4 separate regions of the Mus musculus genome follow, and regions 2, 3 and 4 are each linked to region 1. Evidence: chromatin loops called from intact Hi-C (ENCODE). Cell type or tissue: left cerebral cortex. All regions are shown on one strand. Region 1 holds the start of Pappa (pregnancy-associated plasma protein A). Region 2 overlaps Astn2 (astrotactin 2). Region 3 has its middle 87 kb from the start of Gm23950. Region 4 overlaps Astn2 (astrotactin 2).

Region 1 (8,000 bases):
AGCTAAACTTAACTGCTAATCAGTGGTTTCCACCTTCAACTTTAATTCTCAGCTTAATAAATATTCTAGGTACCTGAGAGAAGCAATGAATGGGTATTTTTCTGTATAAGCCAAATGACTAGGGTTGGAATCTAGGAATTTCTGTTTCAGCTTCTTGTAAACTAGCATGAAGAACTAAAAGCGGGTTCAGATGATTCTATAGACACTCATTTCTCATCAAAAATAGTTCAAGAATGAAAATAGGAAACGCATCAGGCCTTCAAAGTCCACATCCACACAAATTAGGTCCCTCCACCCATTTTTTTGACCTGTACATGGTACACACACTATGATCACTAAACCCCTTTCCATGTTATGCTGAGCTAAGAACAGTACTAACAGTAATTTAAATAATATTTTAATAAAGATCTTGGAGATATTCAAATTATATTGGTCTGACACAAATTTTATTTTTTAATGAAATTCAAGAAAATAGAATTGATAAGTAATCTCCTGAGCAATTAAATTAAACTGAATTCATAGCTACCCTTAATCTTGTAAAGAGTAAAAAAACCTTTTAGTGAATATATTATAATCATTATTATTTTAAGTGACATGCAGTAGGCACTCGGTAAGGGAAAGTCATTATCACTGCCAGAACTCTGTGAAAACATCTCACTACTGCATGCATGTCACACAATGCAATTCAGCTACTGTTGGCGCAACGATGAGGAAGCTGGTGTGTGCAGAGTCTTCACTGACATGCCAACACACAGCAGAATGCTACATGATAGCCATGACAGTCTTAGTTCATCTCCTAGTAACCCTATGAAGAGTGGACAAATGAAAATTGAGATTTAAAAGCAGGACAACAGTTCTGAGGTCTCTGAACTTGGTATACAATGTTACACCTGGATGAAAAATGCACTCAACTATCCAGTTTTTACTTCTTTACCTCCCTCCCTCCCTCCCTCCCTCCCTCCCTCCCTCCCTCCCTCTCTGTGCCTCTCTCTCTCTCTCTCTCTCTCTCTCTTCATCTCTGTCCTCTTCACAACCCACTCCCTCCCCCCTCCACCACCCCCACCCCCATCCCATTTAACTTCCTCTGCAGGCCTGCTATAAGTATTTCCGGGGAAGACTCCAATAAAAGTAATTTACTTCAAACTTACTATAAGTATAAGGTGTTAAGAGAATGGTTGCTGAACTCTTTTTACTTCATCCCATAGTCTGTATCTATGTTATCTCCGTTGAAAAGCTAGTAAACATCACTGTGGATGGGGGAAGTTAGATTCGATATTTCTCATGAACCTAGTGTCTTTATGGAATAATGAGTGGCACTACAGAATAAGCTGGGTTATATTCTTTTTTGTTTCCATCAGTGATTTAAACAAGGAGTTACATGAGCAAAGGAGCACTGAGCTCCATGTTTGAGAAAGTACAGGATAAATACTTTGAACATTGGAGACTCCCAGGACTCTTGCACACTTGCAACCAAGCATTGGGGACATGCTGGTAGAAATTCAGTAGAAGTTTTAGGAGAGCCCAGAGGAGGGAGCCCTTCAGGGGCCTGTGTGCCTAGTTAAAGTTCTCTAAGCAGGTGACTGGATTGACCCTTGGAAGTTCTTGCCCTTGATACTTCCTAATCTGGGCAGGAAGACCTAAACAGGACATTGATAACAATACACGATCCTATCTCACAAGTTCTACAAGAAGATAATACTGCCTTAGAAATTCCAAGATGAGAATAATTTACTGTCTGGGAGTAAAAAGATTGTGTCCTGGCTGTAAAGGAAAGTGGAAAGAGAAGCCCAGTGGTTGTTAGATTTAAATCTACAGAAAGAAATATGGGCAACCCTCTACTGAGCAGCTACCACTATGTCACACAATACAATAATTTAATCCTCACGATAGCACCACGGTATAGCCACTAAGAACCGAAAGCTAACAACTTGCTGAAGGTCTTAGGAACACAGGTCATGGTGTCTCTGAAACCAGTACTTTGGGCCACAATTTACCCATTCAAACGCACTTATGTCTCAAAAGTGTTACTCTAACTTCCAGAACACTGTAGACTTCTGGATTACATAGAGAGCTTTCAATTACTTCCAGACAAGATGCACGTTGAGGGAGTTTGTTCCAAGGATTAAAAGTACAGAGTAAGAAGGGGTTTGGTACCAAAAGTTTCCTCAGAAACTTTAGGAGGCCCTGAGAAGGGAACCAGGGACTGGGTAGCTATGACAAGACTAAATGGGATCTACTATCCCCGCAGTAGAGTACTAGCAGAGCTATCATGTGGGAAGCACTGAATTCAGTTTCTGGTACTTAAAAGGGGGAGAAATGGAAAGATAAAAATGAGAAAAAAAATCCACAAGAGACTACATGATTAATTAACAGGAGAGCACTACATGATGAATCATTATTTAAAATGTAAGCCAATACAGAGGCCATGTGTAAGCCATTGCTTTGAATGGCCTATCATGCACAGTGTGCGATTCATCCATGAGACTCCAGCATAAAAACAAGCAAATCCATGTGCGCACAGAGTAAGAGTAGCCTCCAAGACAGGCGAGGGGAAATGGTAGTTATATGGTTAAAATTTTATTTTACTTATTTATTTGCTGAGGGTGGTGGACTCCATGGTTTATATGTGGCAGATAAAACACTAGAGTCGCAAGAGTTGAGTCTTCTTTCACCATTGTGGGTCCCAGGAATTCCACTCAGGTTAGCCGACTTGACCTTTTACCTACTGTACCATCTAGCTGCCCAGTAATTATACATTTAGTAATATGTCAGTAAAAGGCTTTAGCAAACATTCTCAATGCATTTAGGGATTGGGGTCAAAGAGCAAAACAACCTATAATGTCTATTCTTTCCTTCCTCCACTTCCAGAGGGGAAGAAATTTTTTTATTTAGGGACCTAAGGAGCACTTTGACTTTGATGGGAACAGAGGAGTACATGGTGCTCATAGAGAAAATCTACAGTTCAGGAGGTTTTGTACTCAGAATAAGCTGTAAAGTATACACTCTCACTGTAAAGAGGTCTGAATGGAAGGTTACAGTGAAATGGTTCAGAGGAAGACCAGGTGAGTGCATGTGCATTGGAAATTGATGTGCCTCCTATTTCATTCCTGGTTGGAAAGTGGATGAAATTCTAAATGTCTACAAATACTAAAATTATTGTACACAATGGCTTAAAAGCCTCTGGAAATACAGTCTCCAAATACCTAATTGTCATAACTGAAATGAGCAGTAGTCATGTTCCAAATATTATTTGCGGGGGTGGGGGGTGGTGTTCCAAATATCATGGGGGGGAAGTACTGAATGACAGTGTTTATGCAATTCACCCCCCATCTTTTTCCTTCTTTGAGGACTACATCCTAGTTTGTATAGGTGAATCAAAGTTGTAGACCGTGAGAGATTTGTGGGGTAGGGGGTAAGTTTTTAACCTATGGCATTATGCACAGTATTTTTTTTTTCTTTCCATCAGGTCTCTATAGAATGGAGGATGGAAGATGGGCATCTCTTTATACGTAGAGACCTTGAGTTCCAGAACTCTTAGCCTGATGCTACATAGCAAGTTCTTCCCTGACCAGGAGGACAGAAATCTGGGATAGCTGGTTTGCAGAATAGTGCCATGATTCCTGCTTACCACATTTCAGCTTTTATGGGGGGTGGGGTGGGTGGAGATCTGAGTCATCTGTCATCTTACAAATCTTTATCTGTTTACCAGCAAATATGCTCCGATGGTTCTGTTCCTCCCTGGAGCATGTAGCAAAGATCCTAACTCTGAGGAAGGATCTGGAACAGCCCGTAGGATAGGAACACCACGGGAGAGCAAGTCAATAATTAGTAGCGTCAACTTCACCTCAGTTTTCCACCATAAATTCTACCTGGAATGACATCTTTTTATAGAGATACTATTTGGACAGGCTAGCAAAGAACTAATAAATTTAAACCACCATGGCTAACCCATTTTGACTTATTAAACACTCGAGGGAAAGAGAGCTGTTTTGCCATAAGGGGGAGCTTTTGAGTTCCATAAAGAGGGGGAAAGGAATGAATATATATATATATATATTTCAGTTCAAAACGTAGAGCCACAGGGGCAGCAGACTGTTACCTGCTTACCTGTGCTTGGCCAACATTAGGAGAACTTGGATTGTTTTTAAGCTGAAATTGGGTAAATTCATATTTTCCTACCATTTATATTCAACAAAAAGTATATCTAACAGTCAACTGAATGATGTAGGATTGTTCAGGGGCAATGATGGGGGACATAGCACTGGTCCACTGTATCTCCAAGGGAGATGCCCTGCAAACAGTTCTCTGATGCTCTGTTCAATCTATACGGATTTGGGAATTGACTTTGGTATGCTGAAGCGCGAAGGTTAGCATTGGGGTCTCAGGGAAGAGAGAACCAACTTACTACAGTATAACTTTAAGAAAATGTGGTGAGAGGAGAAGGAGAAAGGCAAAAGAGACAGAGAGAGCAAGGAGGAGAAAAATGGGAGAGGGAGGTGAAGGGAGGGGGACAGAGAACAAGAAGAAAAGTGGGAGAATGAAAGAAAGAGGGAGGGAGGCAGAGAAGATGAAAAAGAATCTGAAAATCAAGTTTCAACGCTTTGTGTATTGTGAAAAGAGAGACATGTAACAGCAAAGGGCAAATGAGACCCTGAAAGACAGATTTTTCTCTCCCGCCACGAGGCAAAATAAAAAATAAAAATAAGGGGCGGGGGTAAAGGGAGCAAAGCAAAACAAAACAAACCAGAACGTGTGTTTTGAGTCGGAATGCGAAGAGCAGGGAGGACCGTAAGGGGGTGTGTACAGAATTTCATTAAATTGTTACTTTAAGATTGTCTTCTTAAAAACAGAAGAAGTAGAAGAAGAAAGAGGGGGTGGAGAAGCTGAACCGAAGGAAAGGAGACAAACGGCAAAGTAGAGGAAGGCTGGGTGGATCGGCCTCTCCAAACCGATTGATTGGTCATGATCCCCGCAGTTTGAACAGGGACTCATTCAATTGGGAAGGTGGAGTGCTGGCGAACAGATTAGCACACGCTTGTTTACTCGTCTTCTAAGGGATTTTTTCCCCCTCTTTCCTTTCATTTCGTGAAGAAGGAGGGAGGGGAGGGGGCGGGGGGGAGAAGGGGGCTGTGGCTTGTGTTATAAAGGACGCAAAAAATAAATAAATGAGAGCATCTTGGGGGGAGGGAGGGAATTCAGCCGACCAGTGTGTTAGAGGAGATTTTTTTTAAGAGCTAGAAATATATAAAATAAAATGAAATAAAACAAGGAGGAAGGCATCCAGCTGTTAGAAGGGGGGATAAGGCAGATAAAGGAGCGGGGAGAGAAATTAATTGCCAACCAGGAGGAGTTGGACTGTATTTTTGAAAGGTGGGGGGAGTGGAGCACACACCTTGAGGAGGAAAGCGAGAAAGAAAAGAAAAAAGCAAGTGGAAGGGGGGCTCGCACGAGAAAGGAGGCAAATAGTAGTGCGAGCTAAAGCTGGCAGCTCCGGGCGGCGGTGCAGGGGCGCAGGGGGGGCGGGGGGGACCGTCGGACATGCGGCTCTGGAGTTGGGTGCTGCGCCTGGGGCTGCTGAGCGCCGCGCTGGGCTGCGGGCTGGCCGAGCGCCCCCGCCGGGTCCGAAGAGACCCTCGGGCCGTGCGCCCCCCGCGCCCCGCCGCTGGACCGGCCACCTGCGCCACCCGGGCGGCCCGCGGTCGCCGCGCCTCGCCGCCGCCGCCTCCGGGCGGTGCCTGGGAAGCCGTGCGCGTCCCCCGGCGGCGGCAGCAGCGGGCGGCGAGGGGCGCCGAGGAGCCGAGCCCGCCTAGCCGGGCGCTCTATTTCAGCGGGCGAGGGGAGCAGCTGCGCCTCCGGGCCGACCTGGAGCTACCCCGCGACGCCTTTACACTGCAAGTGTGGCTGCGAGCCGAGGGTGGCCAGAAGTCTCCAGCAGTGATCACAGGTAAGGAGAAAGGGGTCCCCCCTGTCTGGCGGACCACCCTGCGGGTCTCTGCAGGCCCCTCCTGGGTTCTTGCGGATGTCTGGGGTGCAGGTGGCGGGTGGGTCTGCGGGAGCCGTCCCGGGAGCAGCACAGGGAGTAAGGAAGAGAGACTCTCTTTAACCCATCTGCGGAATGGGCGCGCTGAGAAAGGATGCTGCCCGGCCTCTGGGGAGCTGCACTCGGGAGCTCCTCGCCGGTCCAAGACCAGGAGCTAGGGATATAGCTGATCCCCCGGGAACCCAGAATACTTAAGTGGTGCTGGGGATGTACAGAGAGACTCTGTCCGGGTATGGGAGAAAAGGGTACAGGACCCAGATGGGTTGCGTGTGAAAGAAGTGTAGGAAACGGTTCATTTCTCTTTACTTTTCCATAGACGCAATTCTCCAGTAGCCTGGCTACCCTCAAAGTAGGCATGGGGCAGGTAGTTTTGATTGCCAGACTTAGAAGTCCTATAACTACCCCAAAGTTGCTCTCTGCCCGAAGCTTGCCTCTGGGAACCACCACCACCACCATAGCCACCCACACTGCCTCTCTGGGTCCTTGCTTTTAAAGCCCGTTGCCTGTCATTCACCGCTGGGTCAGACCTTCTTAGCGCACCTCTGACAGCCTACCCCAGACTCGGCTGAGAAATGGGGCGCTTTTCTCTTTGGGGACTTTTATGAGCCCATACTAGATTTAAGATCTCCCTCCTCACCCTCCCTCTCTCCCCTTCGCTGCTCCACAGCAAAGCCCATAGTGAAACCGGACACTTTGCGAGGGCTGCAAACCTTCCAAACGCCTCAACATTCATTTTCCCTTCTAAATGAATCTGTGGAAATGCCTTTAATAAAACGAGGGGTGGTGGAGGGGGCGGCGCAGGAGAGAAGGAAAGTTTTGCCTCTTCTGTCTGGGAGATTCCCTCACTGCATAAACAACCTTGCCGTGTCCTGGGACGCCTTAAAGCTATATTAGGGGTTCCCCCTTCGCTGCAACCTGGGAGCGAGTAGAGGGTTTCGTGATCCCACCCCTTACACACCGCTCTCAGGCAGTCTGCGGCTGTTTTGCCTTGGCATAAACCTTTCTGAACACTGCACCGACTCTCCCATTTACCGAAGTCCCCTTCAGGGAACCCAAACTCTGCTACTATGCCACTCAAATGTATCCTCAAAGCTCCCACTTCCCAGCTACCAAAGGAGAGTGAGAACGACTACACACACACACACACACACACACACACACACAAAACTGACGTCATCGCTACCACCACCCCCTCCCTCCGAAAAGGAGAGGGAAACGGAGCGCATTCACTTTCAGCTCCCAAACCCTTGTCAGCCAGAGGAGGGTACAACATGTAACGAGAGACAAGATTCAAAATAGTCATGAAGATGATGATAATTCAGGTCTCTCTCTCTCTCTCTCTCTCTCTCTCTCTCTCTCTCTCTCTGTGTGTGTGTGTGTGTGTGTGTGTGTGTGTGTGTGTTTGTGTGTGTCTGAGTGTGTCTGAGTGTTTTCACTTTCAAAGCACAGCGGTTTGCTGCTTGAAAGTGGTTAAGAGATGGGTAGGTTTGGTTTTGCTGCTCTACCTGTTGTGTGGATGATTCGGAAGGGATCCCCCAAGAGAGGAAAGCCCGGGGTTGTAAAGATAGTGGGTGCATTTAATATATACATGCATACAAATCTTTGTCTCACGGGATTGCATTTGCATTTGCACAGGCTTCTAAGTGTTTCAGACCAAGGTCTTTCTCCCTTCCTGGTCTCTGGAAGACTTACGTGTACGTAATCGACTCGCACAATTGTTGCAGTAAAATACTTTCATTGGATCGGTGATGCTAGGTTATTATTGCTCCTATAAAATGCCTGGTTCATTTTATGCGTGGAAATAACATTCCTCACAAAACGGAAGAAAGAAAAAAACAAAAACAAAACAGTAAGTAGATAAATTAATAAATAAACGGCACGACTGCCATGTAGCCCCAGAAAGCCTGGAAGCTGTTCCCCGGAGAATCTGGTCGGTTCCCCCCCCTCCCCTAGTTGAATC
Region 2 (8,000 bases), 370 kb after region 1:
CTCTGGCAACAACAACTTCAACAACCCCGAGTAGCTCCTCTTCAACCCCAAGCAATCAGAAACTCAGCTCAGTCTCAACTGAGGAAAGTAAACTCTCTAAATGGAACAGAAACTTCCACTATTAAATTAAGCAAGACTTATGGAGCTGAGGGGCATAATGCCCACCTTTCCAAAAAAAACATTATTTAGGTGAACCGTGAAAGAGATGATAAAACCCAGTGGAATGGCACATGGTTGTACCCCACAAAGTCACTTCTAGGCAAAGAGAAACTCTTTTCTTGAATAATATCCAACTGCAAATAAGTGACAAGGCTAAGCCTAGTCCAGAAAGTACAGGAAGAGAAGCATATCAGAGCCTTGGAGCTGGTGTATGGAGCTGGGGTTTGTTTGCCTCAGTGACCTTGATTGTCACACTCTTCTCTAGGCCAGTGGTTTCCTTACTGTAACCCAGAGATGAGAGTCCCTGTTCTCTTTTCCAGGGTGACCAAGAAAATAATACAACACTTCATTAGACCAGAAATGCTAGAGCCTAATAGGTCCAGTTTGAACATCAGTGCTACCCACGGCTAAAGAACTCATGTCATGTCACTAGCTATCTCTGAATCTTATTATGCTCAGGTAAAAGTCACAAATGCAATGCCCACCAACAAGGACATTTAATAACACAGCACATTTACTTGATAAACTACCAATAACATAATTCCTTGCATGATACTGTTGAATAAATGTTTACTATTATGATTATCAATTGAAACATGGCACAGAAGCAATAAATGAAGGTAATCACCCCCCATCCCCACTATGAAACAATTATATACACTCAGAGTTTCCTTCCAACTCTACTGCCACCTGAAACTGCACAACAGAAATATAGTGATCTAAAAAAGGAACAGGCATGTAACTAGAGATAAAAGTTTGTCTCCACTATGTGTCACTCCACATCCATGTTTACCACAATGTGGTCTGTATGTGTGTGCATGTGAAATGTGTTTGTGGTGTGTGCACGTGTACGCATAAGGAGGAGGGCAATGGAGCTGACCTGCCTAAATGCTCTTCTCCTCCAGTTTTTGGGACCGGGTCTGTCAATGACCCTGAAGGTCAAAGATTCAGCTAAGCTAGCTTGGTCAATGTATTTCAAGAATCTTCCTACCCGACCCTACCCACAGGCACAGATGCTGCCATGCCCTACTTTTTTGGTAGGTTCTGAGGATCTAAACTTACATACTCAAGTTTACATGGCAGGCACCATAACAGCTGAACCATCTTCTCAGCCCTGTTTATGTATTGTACTGACATAGCTTCCTTTTCATGCCTGTAACTGGCTGGAGCTAGTCAAGGAGCCAGCAGCATATCCCTGACACACAACCCACACAGGAGGCATCAGGATGACAGCTGAAGAGGTACATCATGCAAGGACAGAAGGCCTGCCTAGCAATGTAAGCAATCAGTCAGGACTGATGCTACACCCTCATGCCAGATCTAGAGGTGAGAACCTGAGGTACTTGGGAGGTCTGCAGCTTGGCCTGACTTTGTAAAGATTCTTCTTCCAGGTGGGAGAGTCCAATGGGCTCCCTGGAGCTTTCTACCTTGGTGTTTCTTTACTTTGGATCATATCCCTTTCTGTGGGATCTTGCTCAAGATTTACAAAGCTAATGAAGAAAATTAATTATGCCCATGTTGCAGAAATGCAAAGGAATGTTGAAATCAGGCTTTCTAACTCTGCCACCTGGGACAGCTGACTGTACATTTGTAGTCTTGCCTTCTTCGTCTGTAGTATGATACTGGCAATCCTTATTTTCCCATTTTTTATGAATATTGATTCAGAGAGTGTGTATATCCTGCCCCCAAAGAAGTATATGTATGAGATTCTTAACTAATGCCTCCCTACCTCATCAGTAGAAGGATGTTCTCCACAGTTCTACAGTTCCCTATTCCTCAAGCCCCACCATGTGACATTTACATTATATAGGACTGTCTTCTCCTAGGCTGCACACTTTGGAAGGTGGACTTCAGTTTCTTAGTTTTACATTCCAGCATCCCACAATAGTCTGGCCTCTCTTGGCTGTTTGAGAAAGTTTGCTGATGTGAATCTATTTCACTGAAAATTCTGAGATTCCAAGAACTGACTTTTATTTGGTTAGTTACATAATAAGCAAGATTTGCTTGAATTCTGTACCATCCTGACCTATTCTGTCTTCTTTGGCAAAACAAGCCTTCTTGGGAGCACTCACTTTTTGTTAGTTTGCTTTGTTTTGTTTTGTTTTGTTTCTCCTTTTGGGTGCTTTTAAAAAGCAATGGAAATTATATTTCCTGAAAGTTTGGGAAAGTTTCTCTCTCACACTCACTGAGGGGTGGGGGTGGGCTGTGAGATGTACATGCCTTACAGCTCATTGATGAGGATAACTGAGATGGGTGGAGCTGAAGCAGACATCTGTGGAGATGAGCTGGCAGCTGCAGGGACATGGAGGAAGAGACATAGGAGATGTGATTTGGTGCCATTGTTGTAGCTGAGATTGAGGCTCAAGCTCTGGCCTTGAGCCTAAGGCTCATTCTTACGAGGACACCCTTGCTGCCTCTGTCTAGCCTCCGTAATAACAGTATTTAAAATCATTGTTCTATGTCACCTAAGCTGAGAAGAGAGAAGCCGACCATTGTATATGCTGCTGCCCTCCTTCCCTGTATCTTCTCCAAATGCCCTATCTTTCCCCTATCACACACCCACTTCCCCTGCTCGTCTTCATGCCTGGTTCTCTTATCAAAACATGTATTGAATTCTGAGTGTTTTGAATGTATGCAGCTTCTAGTCTGTGTAGTATGTTTTAGTGTTGCACATACTGTATGCTGCCTGGATAGGTGTCCTTTGATCTGTTACCCATGCCTGTGCATGCTTGGTGAACTGACATGGCATTTGGCACGTATACTTTACAGTCTGCCTGTGGGGCAGTGGCTGTGCTTATGCATCTCTGTTGTTTATCCATAGTCTCATTCCTGGAGGATTTGCTGTGTAGTGAGTAAAAGATACACACTATCTGTGTGTGCTCTGCTTTTAATGTCTTTTGGATGTCTGTGTGTGCTGTGGTCTACTGCATTTCTGTGCTGGGGTGTGTGTGTGTGTGTGTGTGTGTGTGTGTGTGTGTGTGTGAGACTGTGTGTCTTTATGATCTAGCTTACCTTTCTATATTGCACACGCTCTGAATATCCTCAGAGGTGCTTACACACGTTTAAATGTATTGTATACATCCACGTATTGTCCTTGCAGCTTAGCTGGGTGTGATGATGGTGTTGCATGCATCTGTGTGTGATGGGTTGAATTCACATTGTGTTTCTGTATTATGCGACTCACAAACAAAATCTCCTTGTTTGTATGCTGAGTATGAGTAGGGTATGTTCTATTTGTTGTTTGTAGGTATGTGCTCATGTTCTGTGCTTTCCCTGGGCCTCTGTCTCAGTGAAATGTGTGTTTGAGTGTGTTCTCTGCCAGCTCTTCCTCCCTTTCTGGTGCCCCAGCCTCCCTCCTTCCCTCCTCCTCCCTAGGCTGTGACTGCTCTCAGCTGACACCTCGGCTGCTCTGGCAACCCAAGTACAGCCTGGAGAAAGGTCAGCTGGCTGCCTGAGCCCTGGGCCTGCCTAGAGCCTTCCACCCAGTGTTGTGGTGCAGGAGCGCCCTCTATTGGCTATGATATTCACAAAAGGCCCTAGAAATGGGCTTAGGCTTCCTTGTCTTGATAATCCCTGAGATTTCCATCTTTACTAAGTAATAGCCTAGAAGGCGAATAGGTCAACATAATTTATTGTCCAAACCAGACACTCTTAAGAATGGCAGCACTATTACATACACTCAGACACTGATGTATGCAGAGAGCAGATGGCCCAGAAAACGACTGTCCCGGACCCTTATTCAAAACATAGATGGCCCTTTGAAAAGAAGCCTCAAAAATGTGTGCTAGCACATACCAGTGGGAAAAAAAATCCACATTTCCTGGTGACTTCATGCAAGTTTGGAGACTCCTAGCAGCGATTTTTCAAGGCGCTGATCCCCCTTTGCAACAGAGACCCAAGGATGAGACTAAGTCCTCCTGGTATAGAAAGTAGAAAGGGATAACAGAAAGAATTTCTCAGGTGACTTAGCACAAGCAGGTCAAAAGTACATGTGAGAACAGGAGTAGTCATGGGGATGACAGAAATTGTTCAAGGTGTTTCTTGTAGCCTTATCTGTGAAGTCATTTGTGAAAACATGTATGTACTCACACAAATCCACCCGGAGGCAGATGACCAACAGCCAGTATGGTTAATGACTTCATAGATTTGAGCACAAGCACCCTTTACTACGATTTGAGATCTAGAAGAAGCAGAACAAAGCTGAAAGTACATTTCAGGTGGAGAAAACTGAGTTTCATTCTATTCCTTTTGCCAATGATTAGAGACGAGGCTCACATTAGAGGACCTGTTTCTATAAACTTGGGACAACAATTATAAGTCAGACCAAAGGACCACTTGGTCCATTTGGTTCAAAAAACATTTTCCAGAATTTTACCTTTTATGAAACATGGATAGTCATTTCATATAAAATTTAAAACTACAGGTGTAAAATAAAGTTAAGCAGATTTCTTTCTCAAGAGGTGTCTTAGAACATTAAAAATGATAATATGGCATAGATTTCTAGAAAATGGATGGTACGCTGAATCCACTCTTTCATAAATGACAGATATGAAGGTAATTTGCCCTATCAGAAATCCTTTGGAAATACATTCTGTCTTACTAAAAATTGTCCTATTTTCTTCCTTTTGTTCATTTGTTTTGATTTACATCTACAGATTTTCGTACTGACATCCACAAACAGAAATTATGTGACCATGATAAACCACAAATGGGAAAAGACTTAAAGAGGTCAAGTGGACTTGCCCCAGGTCACAGCACTGGGCAGTGGCAAAGCAAAAGGACGCCATAACCTCCCTCTAGAACTCATGAGATTCTTTCTTAACTGACAGCTATTAAACAGTACTTACAGGTGTGTTGTGGACATAGTGGTGAACATAGCTGTCTCCAAAAAGTTGAAATATGAATATGCCCACAGGAACCATACACAATTCCCAGAAATATCCATAAGGGCATACACTTAAAAAAAGAAAAATGTGTTGGCACACATGCCTATAATCCCAGCAGTCAGGATGCTGAAGCAGGGGACTGTTGCAAGCTTGAGGCTAGTCTGCATTAGACAAAGTTAACTCTAGGCCAGACCAGGCACCACAGCAACACTCTATTCCAGAAGACCAACAAAGAAAGGACAGGGCAGAAAGTAGGAAAGATAAGATAAGATAAGATAAAGAGAAAAGAGAAAAAGAAGGGAAGGAAGACAGAAAGAATGACAAGAAAGAAAGAAAGAAAGAAAGAAAGAAAGAAAGAAAGAAAGAAAGAAAGAAAGAAAGAAAGAGAGGGGGGAGGGAGGGAGGGAGGGAGGGAGGGAGGGAGGGAGGGAGGAAGGAAGGAAGGAAGGAAGGAAGGAAGGAAGGAAGGAAGGAAGGAAGGAAGGTCAAAAGAAATGGGACTATGCTACTGGAAAAATAGTATATAAAAAGGAAGAGGTAGAACATGCCTATGATCCCAACACTGGGAGGCTGAAGTAGTTGGAGTACCATTAGATCAAGGTCAACCCTGAGTACTCCATGGATTGAGGACAGCCACATCTATATGGTAAGACTGTTTGTTTGTTTGTTTGTTTGTTTGTTTTTAATTAGTAGTTAGTAAGTAGCACTGTCCATCCGAGGTCAGAGAAGTCAGCAGGAACTGGGATGATCAGTGTGAGCTTTCCAGAGGAGGCATGGAGAAAGCATCCTTAGATCAAAGGCCAACATCTTTCTAATGTTAAGCACCAGATAATAAATATTCTGCTTTGTGAGCCTAACAATCTGTGATGAAAGCACTCAGTGTTGCCATTGTAGCATGAAAGCAACAGCAGATAATATGTAAATGAAAGGAAAAAGCTGTATGCCAATAAAACTTTACCTGTAAAGTGGTAGCCAGTACTCGGGTTATAAATGGCCAGGTCTTGCATTTGAAGGAGGGCAGACGAAAGGAAATGGGGCCAAGAGGACCCTTTTTTCCCCCTTATACTACTGGGAAGCAGTATACACAAAGGAAAGCCACAAAGTCTGATCCTAACTGTTCTCTTTATTCTCCCAATTCCACCTCAAACCTCTTCCATTGTGTTCTCAGCCCTGAGTTTGAGCCCACTGCAGCTATGTGAAAAGAAAGCTGCCTGCATTTAAGATAAGATAAATAACCAGTTCACTGTGGAAAGTGCTTGTGAACTGTGCCTAAAGTTAATATGTTGGGCAGACAAGAAAAAAACAAAACAAAACAAAACAAAACAAAACTAGTTTCCCAAGAAACAAAAGGATTCAGCTCCCCTTCCCTGCTTCACACCTCCTTTTCCCTCCCTCTTAAGACATCAAAACCAAGGCTAAAATATTTGCCAGTTTCTACAGACTGGGTGGACCACCTGCCCCTTTATTGATAGTCAAACCAGTCTTTAGAAGTTCCTGATGTATAATGTATTTGAACAGCATCTCGGTTCTTTGGTCTTTAGCACAGGCCCCATATTGTTACATCTTTGCTCATTAAACTTCAGTAATGTCCCTCTTGGTAGGATCTGAATCAAGACCCATGGCCTAGAATTCAAAGTAATGTACACAACCTGATTCTTTCTGTATCTACTCAGTCTACCTCACCCTTGTCTCAGACTCTGTGGTTTTCTACATTTACAAATCTCAACTTTGAGATCTTTGGACTTCTGCTTCTAATCTCTCTCTCTCTCTCTCTCTCTCTCTCTCTCTCTCTCTCTCTCTCTCTCTCTCTCTCTCTCTCTCTCTCTCTCCTCATCCAAGTCCTACACTAAGGCTCTGATCTTATTCTCTCTTGCTTGTAAAGATGCCCCATTCTTGCATTTAAAGTTCTCCAACCCAGAAACTGTAATTCTTAGCAATGCCACTTTCCTTGGCTGCTTTTATTGTTTGCATACCCCCCACCAAATGAACATTTTAACAATTACAAAAATGCATGACTTACTGCTTAAGATTCAAACAATCTACAATCAACCCTGAGAAAAATTCAGGAGATTGGCAAGGTTCAGGAAGATGAAAAGGATAATATAATATACCCTTAAAAGGAACTTAGTGTCTATGGTTATAGCTGAGAAAATGGTTCCCTCCAAAGACCAGTGAGCAATGAGACCAGAGACCTGGAAGGGTCCAGAGCACCTTAAATTCTGTAGTTTTCATGAAGTCTTGATTTATATATTGTCAGAGTAAAAGCTATATATAACATATCCCAACTAAGTGCTTAGCTTGACCCACAGTAGTCAACTCATAAATATCTGTTACATTAATGTAGAGCTCATTATGGAGTCTTAGGAAGAGAAATCACCCCTAACTCGATTCCCTAACACTATTCCAGTAGGAAATACATTGTGTGAGGCTGTGGGGCAGAAATTTCAGCTGGCTGATGTCCCTCAGAAGGACCCATAAACTGATTCCTTAATCATTTCCCATCCAAAACATTAACTGAGTGGGCCCATATGGTTGGCCCATGTATCAAAGCTAAGCAGAAGACTGTGAGTGGATTTTTCCAGTGAGTTGATGATGGTAATTTGAAGAATACATGCAAGAGAGTTGTTCATTTACGTACATCTCTGACTAGGAAGAGAAAAGCTCAGGGTACTGAAACGAGGGAGCAGGAAGAAGAGGAAAAACCCCTAAGTGCCCCTTGTCCTCATACTGACCTTCTCAACCCAGGAATCATTTTAAAGAGTAGTGGAATTATAAATTCCAATAAACAGAACGGGCCTTACTCTTCTGTCTATGTTTTGGCATCATTTGGCCTCACTTTGAACATTCTCCATTGCAAGGACTCATCCTATGTCCAGGAAACCACTGTAGAATAGGGTCCAGATGCAAGTGCAGACCATGGAAAGAGGAAGGAGACTAATCCTCTAAGAAGCACTT
Region 3 (8,000 bases), 590 kb before region 1:
GTCCTTGGTGGAAAGTTGAAAGGAGGAAAGGGAAGTGTATATGCCATTATACTTTAATTTTTAAAAGTAAATTTAAAGTAGGAGAAAAAAAAAGAGAGATGTTCTATGCAGCAAACTTTCCAGTTGGAAAATTCAAAATAAATAAGGATTTAAGTGAATGTAGAAATTGGTGGAAATAAAACCCTCAGATTTCAAACAGGTGAATGATAAGGAGCAAAAGAGCTTTGTGCAATAAAAGGACAGCTAATAGTCACAGTTAGCTTTAAAAAGTGTGAGTCACTGTTTCAGTAAGGATCATTTTGAAAGAGCTTCCTGTCCCAAACTTATTGATGCAGATAACCTCAAGATTGCTGGCAGGCCACAAGGAGGGAGCACCAGTCAGCCTGCGGGGAAGAAGCAAAGGAGACAAAGAAAATGGAAGAACCGTGTCTGGAACATAATGTTGGGAGTACTCACTGCTACATGAAACTGATTAGAATCAAATAATCCTAAGTCCATGATGTTTTTGAAGCAGCAATATTGCCAAAACCCCTCCATCCTCATCCAAAAGCCCGCAAGTGCTTGGCAAACCTTGAAACAACCTTTGGCCTGGAAATGGGCTGCAATGCCTGGGTAGCTCCCAAGAAGGGCATTTCTCAACAGCCACTTCAAATGGGACCAAGAGTTTAATGGGCAGAAAAGAATCTCCTAGCTGGGAGCCCAAAGCCACAGAGAATGATGCTTGTGGAAGCCTTGCTCCAAGAACTGAATTAGAGTCTATCAACAAATTTTCTCATGTCATAGAGGGGTTTACAATGTTCCAGGGAACTTTCAACGTTACTAATGGTCCAGGACCAGATATGTGTCCCACCTTTATTTCCTTTCTGAATAGATACTCAGAAGATGGACATGCATTCAACGGTATCTTTGGCCTTGTGATGGATGAGATGATTTGGTGTGGCTTTGGCTTACTTCCTTTGGAATGAATCTGAAATAATACTGTGTAGTGATCAATAATCAGATGAACACCACGTAATCAGGGCTGAATCAGGCCTGGAGATGTAGCTCAGTTGTTAGAGTACTTGCTTGGCATTCAGGGAGCCCTTGGTTTGCTCCCCAGCACTGCCTAACATGGGATGTTGTTGACTCATGCATGTAATCCTAGTACTCAGGAGGTAGAATTGGGCAAAGCAGCACTTCAGGGCCGTATTTGATTACAGAATGAATTCACAATCAGTCTGGCTACATAAGAACATGCCTCAACAAAAAGAAGGAAGTTTAATTCTAAGTACTTCCCAAAGCAGAGACAATGTAGTACATTTTCTTAACACAGTTTCTTTTCATTTTGAAGATGCAACTAAGCTGTCTTTCTCAACTTTCATTGCAATTGATTGACAGTATGTAAGGAACATGAGAAGTTATGAATGCTACTTCAAAGCTTAGCCTCTAAATCTTTCAAGTTAACCTTTATACACTCCCCTTTCCATTGTCTGGCGTTAAATGCAATGACTCCAGAGAAGGGTTCTAAGACTAAGAAGTTGTACCATTACATAGAAGAAGCAACAGTCCTTGTCTGATAACTTACAACACTCCTCCCTTGTTGACAACCTCCAGAAATGATGACATGAAAGAATAGTGGACCTATACTGAGTTGCGACAGTTAGACAGAAAGTTGTTTGTTATAAGGTTTGAACATTTCTTTTTGGTAACACTACATGTTACCTTCCCACTCAGCTACCAACAGGAGACTTGGAGTGATAGTTTGAAGATCTGTAAAATGAATCCTTTCCATGTCATAGATTGAGGAGACTATATCTGGATTGTGTTAGAGAATCCATCGTTTACTGTAGAATGAAAGTTGACATCAGCAAATATTGTCAAGGAAAAGAAGAAGTTGCTATTGCCATTGATTTAGTACCTGAAGGTAAGGGAAAATTTACCTTACCATGGCTACATTTCTTTTAGAATGAGGAATTACTGATTTATTTTTGGCATAACTTATGTGGGTCAAGTAATATGCAAAAATAAGTAGTCTTTAGGCCCTGTTCAGAAAGTTTTCCTGAAGGAAGAAAATACCTTAACTCAAAGACTTGTAGTACAATCATGCATGGATGTCCAAAGAATGAAAGCAATTCTCCAGAGAGCTCTCAAAATAGAGCTAGAGAAGGCTAGAGTCAAGGAAATTGCACAGGAAGGATGTACAACACAGCTCTTTAGGGAGTGCAGGAAAGTCCAGAGAGTGAGGGAGCAAGCAAGCAGCAAGCAAGCAAGCAAGCAAGCAAGCAAGCAAGCAAGCAAGCAAGCAAGCATCAAGCATCAAGCAAGCAAGCAAGCAAGCAAGCAAGCAAGCAAGCAAGCAAGCATCAAGCATCAAGCAAGCAAGCAAGCAAACAAGCAAGCAAGCAAGCAAGCAAGCAAGCAAGCAAGCAAGCAAGCAAGCAAGCAAGCAAGAGGTAGACAGAGGTGCAAAAATAATGGATAGGAATGACTCAGTCTTATGCTTGATATCTAGGGAATAAGAATTCAGCCATAAATGAATAAGAAATACCCTATCTTTTGCTCTACAACCTTTAACCAAGAAGTACTTAATATAGAAACAAGTTTATGGAAGGTTTAGTATACTACATAGAGTAGGTGAGATTATTCTGTAATGGAAAGTCATTAAAATTGACTTAATACAACTTTAGTTCTTATTCATATTATAGTATACCATGGCTTGGATATATAATTAACCAGATTTTATGCAAGTACAGAGGCTAATAATGCTCTATCTTCATTCATAGTTTCAAAGACCATTTTACATAAGAATCCATAAGATAATTGCATTAAAACTGTCCTGGAGACTTCAGTTTTTTTTTTTTATCTTTAAAGTGCAAAAATAATCTTTAAAATATCAAAATAAATACTATATCAGTATGTTGCAAATTGTATCACCAGAAATCTATGTATATAAGTGTGTCTTTCAGTAAAATTCTTCAGTTTTCTTTTAACATGTATCATAGAGCAAATGCCTTGCAAACCCCAGAAAATAAGCAAGTTAGAAAATCATAACATGCTTGCTTTTGTCACTGTCTTCTGAGAATACATGGATGCCTGCACTAGGTTCTCCTGGTTGAAAGGCATCCTTTTTACATCTTTTTTTAAAATTAGATATTTTCTTCATTTTCATTTCAAATGCTATCCCCTTTCTAGTTTCCTCTCTGAAAAAGTTTTCATTTTGAGAGTTGAAATCTCAAGTGTTTTCCTGCTCAAAGGGAAAATGCCCAGTAGAGGGAGCCAACCACCATTAAGAGCATCTTCCTTACATTGGAGAATTAAGTCTCCATGGTCTATACCCAAAACACTGGAGCAGAGTAGATAGCTTCATTGGTGGTTTGGGAGCTGGGGAAGTTGGCGATTGTTGTGTTCCTAACCTGAGCAAACAATCATGATTGGGCACTGTGTCCTTTCGTCTTTAGAACGGAGATAACCTTTAACTTTCTTTCTCTATCGTTGTCTAGTGGTTTCCCATTTTTAAATCTAATAGTAAAGTAGCCGACCCTCATGAAAAAGGACTCTCTTAGGATTCAACCACTGTTTCCTTCAGCTCTAAGGAGACACATAACTCTTCACCAAGGGAAAAGAGATCAAAGTGTTTGCTATCAACAAAACTATTCTTCCCTCCCTCTATGGACAGAAGAATAAATCACAATTAAAGGAGCCGAGAACCTTTAAAAGTGCAGACTTCTTTACTTAAAGGAACATACAACTCCTCAAATGTAGATATAAATAAAACACACTTGACAAGTAGAAGGAAACTATAAATAAACTGAGTAGATGCAAACAATAGAAAGAAATTCCGTTGACTTATAGCTTTCTGATGAATTGCTTGATTTGGTAGATCATTTCTCTTGCCAAGTTTCTACTCTACTATCTTTTCAATGACTGAGAAGATGTCTAGTTTTCATGTTCGAAGTTCGAAGAAAATAGTTCACATGCAAATCTAGGGGCATCACAGCACAAAAGTGTACCTCAAAAGAAAACTAGGTTTGGGGGAGAAAAAGAAAGACTACCTCTCTATTGTCTTTGACCTCACAGTAGGATAAATGACAGTTTTGTAGTACATCAAGCATACTGAAGCCCCAGTTCTGTCCTCTTCCAGTTACATGAATTTGGAGTTGTCACTAATCCACATTTGCCTATGTACTTTTTTTCCTTGAAAAAAAAAAAGAGCTAGAGAGATAGCTCATTTAAAGTGCTTGCCTTGCAAGGATGAGGGACTGAGTTTGAGTCTCAGAACTTACACGGAATAAGATACTGGGTGCAACTGAAGAAAGCTGGGAGTGATGCAGGTGGCCATCTAGCTCCAACAGATCAGGCCTAAAAACGTACATGCAAGAAACATACAGACAAAGTTTGTTATATTTAGGTATGTGTGTGTGTATAGGGAAATACATGCATATATGTCCCTATACATCTATATTGGAGGAAGGGAAAGGAAAGAAGGGATGCTGTAATTATAATTTTTTAAAATGCCTGGTATGGTGGTTTAAGTTTTTAACCCAAGCTATAGGAATATAGAAACAGTCAGATTATTGGGGCTTCTGGCCAGCCAGACTATTTTATTTGATGATATCAGGTGAATGAGAGAACCTGCTCAAAAATAATTAAGTAAATAAGCCAATGAACAATGTCTGATGATGTCTTTTGGCCTCTACCTACGGACATAGGCAAACATACTAACATACTCATAGAGAAAGAAAAAAGAGTAAAATATTTCTGTGTTAGTATGCAAGGGAGCTGGCAGGGTGGGAAGCAGCTGATGGCACAGTGACAACTATCAATGGTAAGTATTTCCCATATCTGACACTCTTGTAAATAACTTCAGACTAACACTATAACACAATATTGTCCCCAGTCCTCTAATGCAGCACTATCATCTTCATTTGACTGGACATATAACCAAGAGCTAGCAAGTTGATCAGAGCTCAGGCTTTAAAACTAAATGTTTGATTTTAAAAAATAATACTTCCCCACCTGGGGATCAATCCCATATACAACCACTAAACCCAGACACTATTGCATATGCCAACAAGATTTTGCTGACAGGACCCTGATATAGCTCTCTCTTGTGAGGCTATGCCAGTGCCTGGCAAATACAGAAGTGGATGTTCACAGTCATCTATTGGATGGAACACAGGGCCCCTAAAGAAGGAGCTAGAGAAAGTACCCAAGGAGCTAAAGGGGTTGGCAACCCTATAGGAGGATCAACAATGTGAACTAACCAGTACCCCACAGAATTGTGTCTCTAGTTGCATATGTAACAGAGGATGGCCTAGTCGGCCATCAATGGGAGGAGAGGTCCTTGGTCTTACAAAGATCATATGCCCCAATACAGGGGAATGCCAGGGCCAGGAAGCGGGAGTGGGTGGGTAGAGGAGCACAGTGGGGGCGGGGGGGGGGCGGGTATAGGGGACTTTGGGGATAACATTTGAAATGTAAATGAAGAAAATATCTAATTAAAAAACAACAAAAACAACAACAAAAAATAAAACAGTTTGGCCAAGGGAAATAAATGTTTTCTTGATCTTGTGTCTCCTCCCTGTCTCTTCAGCCCTGATAGGCTACATGACCCCTGCTGACTACCAGACAGCGAAAGGACAGTTCCTTCAGCTGGGTGCTGTGGCCTTAGCAACCCCTGTATAAAAGCCAAAAGCTTGCTTTCTTAATCAGACGCTCCGTTTGTCTCCCACAGTGTATGCACTAGCCCCAGACACCCACTAGATGGTGATGAGATTCTAGCTTTCATTTGATTTAGCTTTTGCCATGTGAAAAACAAAAACAAAAAAAAAACAACCAAAAAAATACTTTCTATGTCCACAGACATAAATCTGCACATAAATCCTAGATTTGGGAAATCATATACTTGTATAAATTCTTCTTAAACTTTCACCGTGGACTCTGGAGCCTTGGTTACCTTCCTTAAATTCCCCAGCAAATGCCCTTCTACAGACAAGATCCTCTTTGCTCTGGTGTGAGTTGGAAATGGTTAGTATGCTTTGGAGATATATAGTTGTGCTTTCAGAAGCCCGCCATCCTACCTGGCTTTTGCTCCTTGTTCTTTCAAAGAGGACAGTGAATTCAGAGTAGATTCCCACAGCTGCTGACAGAGCACACAGTATTTCAGTTGATTTGTTGATTCCTGATACCAACTATTGTCTATCATGCATGCCTATATGTATCCATTTGGTTAAGACATAAGACATAATGATGATGTCAACAGTGAACTTTGTATAGACTCTTCTATTTTGCCAAGTATGACCTTTGCTTCATATTCCGGATAGCTCAGTAACAGAGAACAGGTTATGTATTCCATTTTTTAGAAGAAAACAGAGCCTCCAGAAATCAAATGAAACACTATGAGTCCACAAGCTTCTCATTTAACATGTCAAATCTTAGAGACAGACACACTTGGGCACACACCTGAAATCTCAAGTACTGCAGAAGCTGATGCTGGATGATTGACTGCAAGGCTTAGAACAGACGGAACAAATTGGTAAGATCCGGTCTCAAAACAAACAACATAGAAACAAACAAACAAACAAACAAAGTTAGAGCTTCAGCTTCATCCTTCTGATTTCTAGTATCAAGTCATTGTCTATTTCTACAAGAGACATAGTGGTATTAACAGAAAATCTCATTCTATTTCTCCTTTTTCAAAGCTTCTGAATTTCATCTTTCTCCAAAGTCCAGAGATCGAGCATAGAAAACAAACCTGTCTCTTCCCTCTCTCTACCCGCAATCCTGGGCCCAGCCCGGCAGTAAATGCTGTGAGAGGAAGAAGAGTACATACTCTATTTCATGGTCCTACAGGATACTCAAGCTTGGAAGGAAGAACCATGATTGTCTCATCTAACCATCACTTTTACATCTAAGAAACCCAAGCCAGGAAAGAGTGGAAATATTCTTATAGATGACGCCATGGGGTAGTGTGAGGTGACCTACTTTTCTTTAATGTGACCTACACCTTGATGTCATTTAGTTTGGAAACAGTGCCCACTTCAATTGCATTCTCTCTAAAATACCATCTAGTTTATTTTTTTTATCAAAAAGGCTACCCCTCTGCATACATACATGTTAACTATTTTAGCATCTTCCAGTTCAGTGCTGTAAAATCTCACCAAACTAAAAATCATTATGCATAACTTCACTTCGTTTCTGAAAATTTTTAGTTTCCTATACTTATTTGTCTTGTTTGATTTGAGACAGAGGCTCCTGAAGTCCAGTCCATCTTTGAATTTTAGGTATCCTAAATCCTGGTTGTCCTGCCTCCATGTTCCTGGTGTTGGGATTACAGATGTGTACTGCCACACTAGGTAGATTCTGTGCAAGAGACTAAACCATGGTCTTATGAATGCTTGACAAACACTCTCCAAACTAAACTATCTTCTCAGCCCCATCTATCATCTTTCATTGCAGTAACAGCAATGTGTTACAGTTACCTTCCTCCTTGCCTGATTCCCCATGACACAGAATGCCCCTCGGGAAAAGAATTAAATCTTAAGCATCTTTGTAACTCTAGATCCTGTTATTATCTTTAGCAAATGGTAGGTGATGGATAATAAGTTGCTAAGAATTATAGTGCTTAGAATTAGTGTGGTACATCAAGACCAAACTGGAAGGGTATTGTCAAAAATTAAAGTAGATGACATAGAAAAGCCACATGTTGATAGCTGTTTACAGTTTAAAATCTATCCAAGTATATAAAGTGTCCCAAATCTTTCCTAACTCTGCCCCTCAAGACCCCTCCGGTCAGGGGAAGGCAGAGATGAACTAAGGACTCAGCTGTACAACTTCTACTAATTTAGTAGATATTTACTAAGTGTTCTCCAAAGTGGAGCTGGAAAGAATTTGAGAAGAGAACCTGGAGGAAGACCCAATGAATGAAAAGACAACTTTTCTCAGTTACAAAGGGCTTCATTATGAAAGATGGCATATGCCATGCTTAGGAGTTAGGATAAAGAAGTCTGCCCAGTCTCCTG
Region 4 (8,000 bases), 470 kb after region 1:
GAAAGCTAAGTTTCTGATCCAACCCCACCCTGTGGCTAAAGTCATCTTTCCAAAAGGCAAACCATGTAGCTGTTTCCTGCTTTAAGCTCCTCCGTGATAATTCCCTACTCTTAAGATAGAAATCAAAACTATTCAGCCATGTATATAATATGAGGTCTAGACAAGCCGCTGCCTCTCTAGACTAATCTTACAGTGCCCCAACTCATTTTCCTCTTATCTGCTGCCATGACCTTTAAGTTCCTTGCATACACCCTATGTCTTTCTCTCAGTTCAGGCACACACTTAGTCTCCCTACAAAATGCTTCCCTTCCATCTCCTCCCGGGTGACTTCTATTCATGACCCACATCTTAGTTCAAATGTTAATTCCTCAGAAAAATCTCCCCAAACTTCCTATACCTTTAATGTATATTAAGGTTTCTTTTTACAGATTCGTATTGCACCCTGACTTCTGTAACCTCTGTCTCAAAAATGTAAAGTCCAGGAATGAAAATACAGGATCAATTTTTGCTGATGTTCCAGATCCACCTCACATAGTTCATGATCCATGATAAGATTTTAAGCACACTCCCTCCTACCCTCTGCCTCCAGGTCTAGGGATTAATCTAAAGGTCCTTCCTCATGGTAAGCAAGTACTCTGCCACTGAACTATATACCCCAAGCACTCTTTGTTTGATTGATTATATGTTTGTTTGTTTGTTTGTTTGTTTGTTTTTGAGACAGGGTTTCTCTGTATAACCCTGGTTGTCCTGGAATTCACTCCGTAGACCAGGCCCATCTTGCACTCAGAGAGCTAACTTCCTCTGCCCCCTAAGTGGTAGGATTAAAGGCGTGCACAACTGCCACCACCATATATGCCACCACCACCACCGCCACTGGGCTTTTCTTTTTCCTTTTAATTTGTGTTTTGAGCTTGAGTCTCACAAGTTACACAAGTTTGCCTCGAACTTACTTTGTAATCCAGAAAGGCCTGAATATTCCAATCCTGCCATTTTAGACCTTTAAATACTTGGGATTAAGGTTCTTTACCATTAGGCCTGGCTTCAAAAGTATTTTCAATAAATGTTTGTTGCATACCTAGTATGCCTGTATGCCCAAGCCACTGGCTAGATTTTCAGAGCAGCAATGAATGCAAGAGTGAGGACTTGGAGTCAGAAGCATGAGAAGTAATTAAGAATTCAGTAGAGATATGATCTCTTCCCAAAGAACGATTCCCCTTTTCTAAGGAAAGTGAGCAGGTAAAGCATGATTAACTTTCTATGTGTTCTGACCTCCTCTAGCTTTGCATGTGGGCCTCTGCATGGCAAGGATAGGAGAGCTGAGGAAAAACAGGCTGTCTATCTTTAACGGGAAAAAGATAAAGAGCATTTTTGAAGAGACTTATCCTCTGTTCACATTTCCCATCCCTCTGAATAATGCTTCCAAAATAGGATCATGTCTGGTTTCAAGCCCGGTTCAGTTCCAATGACACTACAACCCATTCATTTGAGAACCTGCCAAATGAACTCTCTTTTTTCTCCTCCCAAATTCCTGCTGGGTATTATTTTGTTGCCACCAAAAGAAAAAAAAAAAAAAAAAAAAAAAAAGCTTTAGTTGAAATGACAACTCCTTGTTGGGAGAGCAGCCAGAGCTTTTCGGCAGGAGGTGATGGCACCATTTGCCCTTATCCAGAAAACAAAACAAAGGCATCAGACTGAGGACTTCTGGGAGAGCCAGGGCTGCGCGGGTGTTTGTTCAGGACTAGGCAATGGTGCAGGACTTCCTAGTCAGACAAGCTTTGCTTTGGCAATGGGCTCTTACTTGAGGCATTTAAAGGCTCCGTGGGGATGACGGGGGCTCAAATTAGAAACATGAAAAGAGGAGGAAAAAGGGTGAGACTTTTACATCATAAAGAGTGGCCTTTCTTACAACAGTGGCCTTGCTTACAGCAGTGGCCTCCCAGGAATTGCTGAAATGGAATCATCTCTTAGGAGGCGTTATTGTGTCCTGTTGGAGAGAAGCAGTTTAATCCAAGGCCCACACCACACAGAAATCTGAAACAAAGGAAAAATACTCATCTGAAATGTGGCCATTGGAGTCTAGTCTGCTTCATGGTTCATTGTGAACGTTTCAGCCTAACTCAGCCCATGGTCCTCAGCGTGTCCTTGATATGTGACAGTATAAACTAAAAGTCCATGTGAGGATTAAATGAGGTACCTGGCACAGGCTACTCCCTCAGTCAATATGAGCTGCTCTTGTTTGCTGCTGCTGCTGCGCTTGCTATAATTATATTGTTGCTGTTGTAACCGGATGTTAACATTGAAATTTCTATTGATACAGCAAGACGTAACCGAAGGGAGATCCCAACATCAAGCCCATAGACACAGAACTTAAAAATGAATTCTAATTAGGTTTATAACTCTGAAAATCCCAGAAAGCATAAAGGAAGATTTTCATTGAGAGAACTATTAACTATTACCATGTTTGGAGTCTCTAGCATCTTAGGACAGACATACAAGTCCTATGACTTCTACCCCAACATTCTGTGAAGGATCTCTTGGAGTGCTACTTAGAGAATTTGGTACCTGTTGTCAGAAAGTGGGAAGAACAGTAGGCCAGGCTTTACCTTTGCCTGCAGCAATGCTAATGGCCTGTGTTAGAAGAGCAGAAAGGGATTGGCAGAGACACCCAGAGGATTCAGGGATCCTGAAACACTGCTTGTGTTTTCCATGGACAAAAGGAAAGGACAGCATCCAAGCTTTTTGAATCTTCCCTAAGAGCCTCTAAAATGAAACAACCAACCAGAAAACCAGTAACAAAGGTGGATCTGCATCAACCAGCCAAAGAGAAATCACAATGTCCCTAGTCTGAAGAGAAATCTTTAACACTGGGCATCACAGCAGAGACACTTACCCATGACAAAGGGGCTCCTTAAAAAAAAAAAAAAAAAAACTGTTGGAACTGGAAAGGGCAGAGTCAAACAAAGTCTGACCATCGCCGTCCTTAGTTTTCTCTTCTGTTTTGATCATGGAGGTAGAAGAGTAAGAGGTTAGAATTCCAGTGAAGGTCAGCGGTGCCCACTCTCAAGGCCACCACTGAGAGGGGCAAGGGCATTTGACTTGTCAGGTTATATATAGCAGATAGACTGTATAGCTGTACTTGAAAGCATGTTAGCAGTGCAAAATGATAGCCAAGTAGATGTGATCTTAAGTGATTTGTGACTGACCACATTAAATACTTTAAAAGAAGTATGGAAACCAGTACACACACACACACACTCACACACACACACACACACACACACACACACACACACACATGCACGCACGCATGCACGCGCACACACTCACATTTACCGACTTCTTTCAGTTTCTACTGTCAATGGAAATCCTAATTGTGACAGTACTTGCCACATTTGTAACTTATCTGCCATGCCAACATGGACAGCCATCCAAACTGTGGCAATTCTCAACCTAAGCGTCAGACTTAAACTAAGAGGATATGCTATTTGAATGCCTAGCAATATCCAAGCCTGCCCCCTGCTTAATATGCTAAAGCTATCGAACTAGCTAGGTAAAACTCCATCCCGGAGACTGTAGGGCATTATGGAGTGGGTTTTCATAAAATGTGTATCTGTGCTTTGTGCCATGTGTATGCACAATTGGGAAACAGAAATAGAAACAGCATGGTAGAGCCCCTGAAAAAGAAGACCTACTTTGTAGGTTTACAAGGTAGACACACAAATGATCCTCTCCTCGAAGCCATCTTGGCAGCGTCTCAGTGTAGGCACAGGCAGTAGGGCAGCTACAACAGAATGGCTTTTCTGAATTTGAATTCAGCTCCCGTTTTCTAGTTTGGAAACTTTGATCAGTTATTTACCTCTCTAATATGCTATTTTCTCAGCTTTGAAATGTTAATAATAATAGTTCTTATGCTTTATTATTATTATCTAGAGGGTTCACAGAAGAGTATCCATGACAAGTGTGTCAAAGGTGTCATCAAATCCATTCCCTTTGACTCTTCTTGGCTTCCATCCAGCATTTCTCATTTCTGAAGCAAATATGAATCACTAAGTCTCTTCTTGACACCTGCTTGGTGCTATAACAATAAGGAACTTCTCTGAAACTGCTTTCTTTCTGCCCATTGAGGAGATCAGGCATGGACTGAGCACAATTCTACACCTACTGAATCCAACTACTTCAAATAAAATTACTGGCAAGTCATTTCACTTCCCCAATGTTAGTAAAACGCAGACTCTAATTTCTCATCCAAGTGTTCTGAAAATCAAATGAGAGACGCTCATACCTATGACTGCCTATGATCCCATCATGCAAAAACAGCACTTGTTGCTGTCTTTTATAGGCTTAGAGTAATCAAGCATAACCTAGAAGAAGGCACCTGTCTTCCAGAGAAAGAAGTTTTCTTCTGAGGAAGGTCAAACTCTCTGTGGGCACTGCCCAGCAGCTAACTGCTGGCTAATGTTTTGGCCAGAGGCAGGAACCAGTCAACATCTGCTCCTAATATTCATTTCTGCCACTTGAGACAAGGTAAGGGTGCAACTAGTCAAAGGCTGAGAGCTACATCATGTGTGAGCTCCTGCTGCCCTCTAGTGTCTACTTAAGATGTTTGCTCCCAGGATGCTTTTTCCCAGAAAAAAACTGTGGTTACAGAGTGCAGCTTGCTGGGCACTAAAGAGGAGCAGAGAAAAAGAGAGAGAGAGAGAGAGAGAGAGAGAGAGAGAGAGAGAGAGAGAGAGAGAGAGAGAGAGAGAGAGAGAGAGAGAGAGAGAGATCTTTGGCTCAAGGGAGCGTGAGTAAAAATTACTGCAACAATAACAGTTCAAAATAGCATTTCCTTAGAGACCCATACAGTACCACATTTGGAGATATACAACCATAGGGTAAGAAAAAAGTAACAGTCTGCTCCATCACTTATAGTTTTCAAGCTAGGCATCTGTGAATATATGCTGAGAAGGAAAACACAGGGGATAAGACTAGATTAGGGATTCCGAATGGATTAAATATAAGAAGGAAAGAAACTCTCAGATAGCAGGGCAGACGATGTGCTAAAAAGCTGTTTTCAGATTACTCAGAGCTAAGGCAGTTGATCAGGGCTTTCATTCTCTACTGCCAGACTACTATCCATGAAATTGAATTCAAGTAGAAGAGCACCTTTGTCTACTCAGTATAAAAGGTGGCTTACATCAGTGACAAGGAAAACTACACAGTATCCCAGGACAGTGCTGATGCCAGTGGGGGTTAAAAGTAAACTTAGGAGACATCCACAGACCTTCCAGCTGCTATAACACAGTGATGATGAGGAAAGACTCCCGGAGACCTGCCCTCCCCCACATAGCACGAGTAGGCCATAGACACAAAGAGGCTTACCTATCACCATGGCATATGGTGTGGGAGAGGAAAGGCATCAATAGACCTTCCTGCTACCATGCCACATGGGTGGGCTATAGATAACTAGAGGCCTGCTTGCCAACACACCAATTGGCATAAACAGAGGGGTTAATCCAGAGGTCTACTAGCCATGTGGCTGCCTGCAGCTGGAGCCACCTGCAATGTGCAAGATTGACAGATGGGAGAGAAAGAGAAGCAGGACAGTATAAGCATTATGAAGAGAGATGGGACTGGAGAGGTGACAGAGAGGAGGAATAGCTGGTTGTGAGTAGCCAGCCCTGCTGCCTGGGGCCACGATGAAGTCTCACCACTGGATGCTGTTGCCACTGAGATTCATAATTATACAGCAGCAGGGGATGTTGTTGCTGTCAGTGGTTCATGTTACCACTAGAAACTTGGTTGGGAATAACCCTGGTCTGGGATCATGTGGCTATCCAGAGGCTATGCAGAACTGAGCCTGCCACTCACTGGTTGTGGCACTCTGGAGAGCTGGCCCCACTTCTCACAGGAGGCAGCACTTGAGAGAATAGACCTGTGCCTTGCCTGGGCAGTACAATGGAGCTTTCTCTAGTGGCAAAGACAAGGGTGAGCCAGCCCCAAAGGCATAGGTATTGGAGAGATGACCCTACACACACACACACACACACACACACACACACACACACATATGCCCTGATGTGGGTGCAGGGGGATGCTCTCCACCCCCTTGCCTCTCACCGCCTACACCTAAGGCAGTCAGGAGAGTTGAGCCCAGGGTCCTAAGAGTGGGTGAGCTGGCGCTACTCCTTGCAGTAGAAGCACTCAGGATAGCGGGCCCTGCACCTCCCGTGAGGAGCACAGGAGAAATGGTCCTGGTGACATAGCTCTGTGGACATGAGCACAGAAGGGCCGGCCTCATCACTTGTCTGCCATGAGGTGAAGTGGGTAGTATGGGGGTGATGTCCCTTCTTCCCACTCCACCTGTGATAGTGGGAGAACGGGCCCCAAATCCAGGAGAGCAGTAGAGCTGGCCCTGTCCCTCATCTCGCAGCTGCAGCACTTAGGAGAGTAGGCCCTTCACCTTGCCTATGCACACATTGGAGCTGGCTGTGGAGGTGAGCTTGTGAGTAAGCCAGCCCAGAGGGCATGAGAGCAGGAGGGCTGACCCTGCCTCCTGCCAATGGCAGCACTGGGTGACCTTAGCAGAAGCAGTGCTGGAGAGCACATCCTGGTATGCACATAAGGGGGAGCTGCAGAGGTGATCAGCTCAGCTACTACCCAGGCTCAGATTCAGGGCTTTGGGTTTGCACATCCCAAAATCTACATCATCTGTGAACTGTGGAGGTATGAGAACATGAGAACGGGCTGGCCCTGCTGATCTAAAGATGCAAGACCTCCATGACACGGGGCAACAATAGGATAACCAGGAAGAGGTCCAGTGATGATCCAACATTGATGTCACAGAAGCCAAAGATCTTGAACCAGACCAATGACTCGTTGCAATGAGTGAAGATGTGTGGATAGAGGGATATATTGTGGTATACAGTGTAACACACTGCAGCTTACATGAAGAGATGTTTTCTATGGTTTGTTTGATTTTGTTTGTTTTTGTTTTGGTAGGGAAGAGGTTTCGAGGGTGGAGGGTAGATATGAGGGGACAGGGAGATGAGTGTGACTAGGGTGCATGATGGAAAACTCACAAAGAATCAATAAAAAGTTTATTAAAGGTGACTTACAAGCCAGGCGTGGTGGCGCACATCTTTAATCCCAGCACTTGGGAGGCAGAGGCAGGCGGATTTCTGAGTTCGAGGCCAGTCTGGTCTACAAAGTGAGTTCCAGGACAGCCAGGGCTATACAGAGAAACCCTGTCTTGAAAAAAAACCATTAAAAAAAGTGACTTATAGGCTAGTTACAGGCCTCTATGTGACCATGAAGAAGGCAAACCAATAGAAATGTATGTGTTTTTATGCATAAAGTAAGTGTAAGGTGAACGAAAATACAATTGTTAAAATCTAATATATTGAATTTCCACACAAAGTGCTTGCTGTTCATTCAAGATAAATCAGTTCTTAGGGTGTGTGTGTGTGCATGTGTGTTTGTGTGTGTGTGTATGTGTGTGTGTGTGTGTGTGTGTGAGAGAGAGAGAGAGAGAGAGAGAGAGAGAGAGAGAGAGAGAGAGAGAGAGAGAGAGAGCCTGAGTGTATGTATGCATGTGCACCACACCTTCTCTCTGGAGTCTCCTACACTGCCCTCAAAACACAATCCTCAGGACTCAAAGACTAGTCATTCCCCAGTACCCTCTCTTTCCTTCCAGTAACTCAGAGGGTTGGCAGACCAGAGGGATGTCTTAGTGTCAAGGGTAAACAGATCTTGGGGATGCTAGCTTCCTGGATTGGATATACCATTCTGCTGTAACAAGGCTTGGAGGTGGAAAGCATGTCACCAGGCACACCAGCTACCCTCAACCCAAGAAGAGGAAGCTGGGGTCAAACACCACCATCCCCTTTGCTGGAGTCAGAGGAATGCTTGGGTTAGAGGAACAATGGGAAACAACTGCCACTCCTTTGCCACTTTTAGAGTAGAACCATAGCCTTTCACAATTTTCTGCTCTTCAAAATATTAACTCTACCTATGTT

Evidence for each region. Peaks named below come from ENCODE experiments on the same cell type or tissue, not always from the same donor. Only the 100,000 strongest peaks of a DNase experiment are listed, where the experiment ranks them.
Region 2: a loop joins it to region 1, with 6 times the contacts of the local background. A loop is called at or near these places in 22 of 42 quality-filtered maps.
Region 3: a loop joins it to region 1, with 4 times the contacts of the local background. A loop is called at or near these places in 7 of 42 quality-filtered maps.
Region 4: a loop joins it to region 1, with 4 times the contacts of the local background. A loop is called at or near these places in 18 of 42 quality-filtered maps.

What each region holds. Positions count from the first base shown.
Region 1 is chr4:65,119,004-65,127,003 of GRCm38, forward strand. It overlaps Pappa (pregnancy-associated plasma protein A), which reads left to right and starts at 5,171. Exons shown (of 22, transcript NM_021362.1): 1 at 5,171-5,944. The coding sequence starts at 5,539. In left cerebral cortex, CTCF peaks have their summits at 1,511 (motif pointing right) and 4,001; DNase peaks (open chromatin) are centred at 4,013, 7,118 and 7,612; H3K4me3 peaks cover 3,022 bases.
Region 2 is chr4:65,493,026-65,501,025 of GRCm38, forward strand. All of the region lies in intron 19 of Astn2 (astrotactin 2), which reads right to left. Among named protein-coding and RNA genes, the nearest start is that of Trim32, 110 kb to the right of the region's middle. In left cerebral cortex, a CTCF peak has its summit at 3,666 (motif pointing left); a DNase peak (open chromatin) is centred at 3,639.
Region 3 is chr4:64,527,513-64,535,512 of GRCm38, forward strand. No RefSeq gene overlaps it. Among named protein-coding and RNA genes, the nearest start is that of Gm23950, 87 kb to the left of the region's middle. In left cerebral cortex, CTCF peaks have their summits at 3,249 (motif pointing right) and 5,733; DNase peaks (open chromatin) are centred at 3,253 and 5,732.
Region 4 is chr4:65,585,453-65,593,452 of GRCm38, forward strand. All of the region lies in intron 16 of Astn2 (astrotactin 2), which reads right to left. Among named protein-coding and RNA genes, the nearest start is that of Trim32, 16 kb to the right of the region's middle. In left cerebral cortex, a CTCF peak has its summit at 4,580 (motif pointing left); DNase peaks (open chromatin) are centred at 1,628 and 4,575.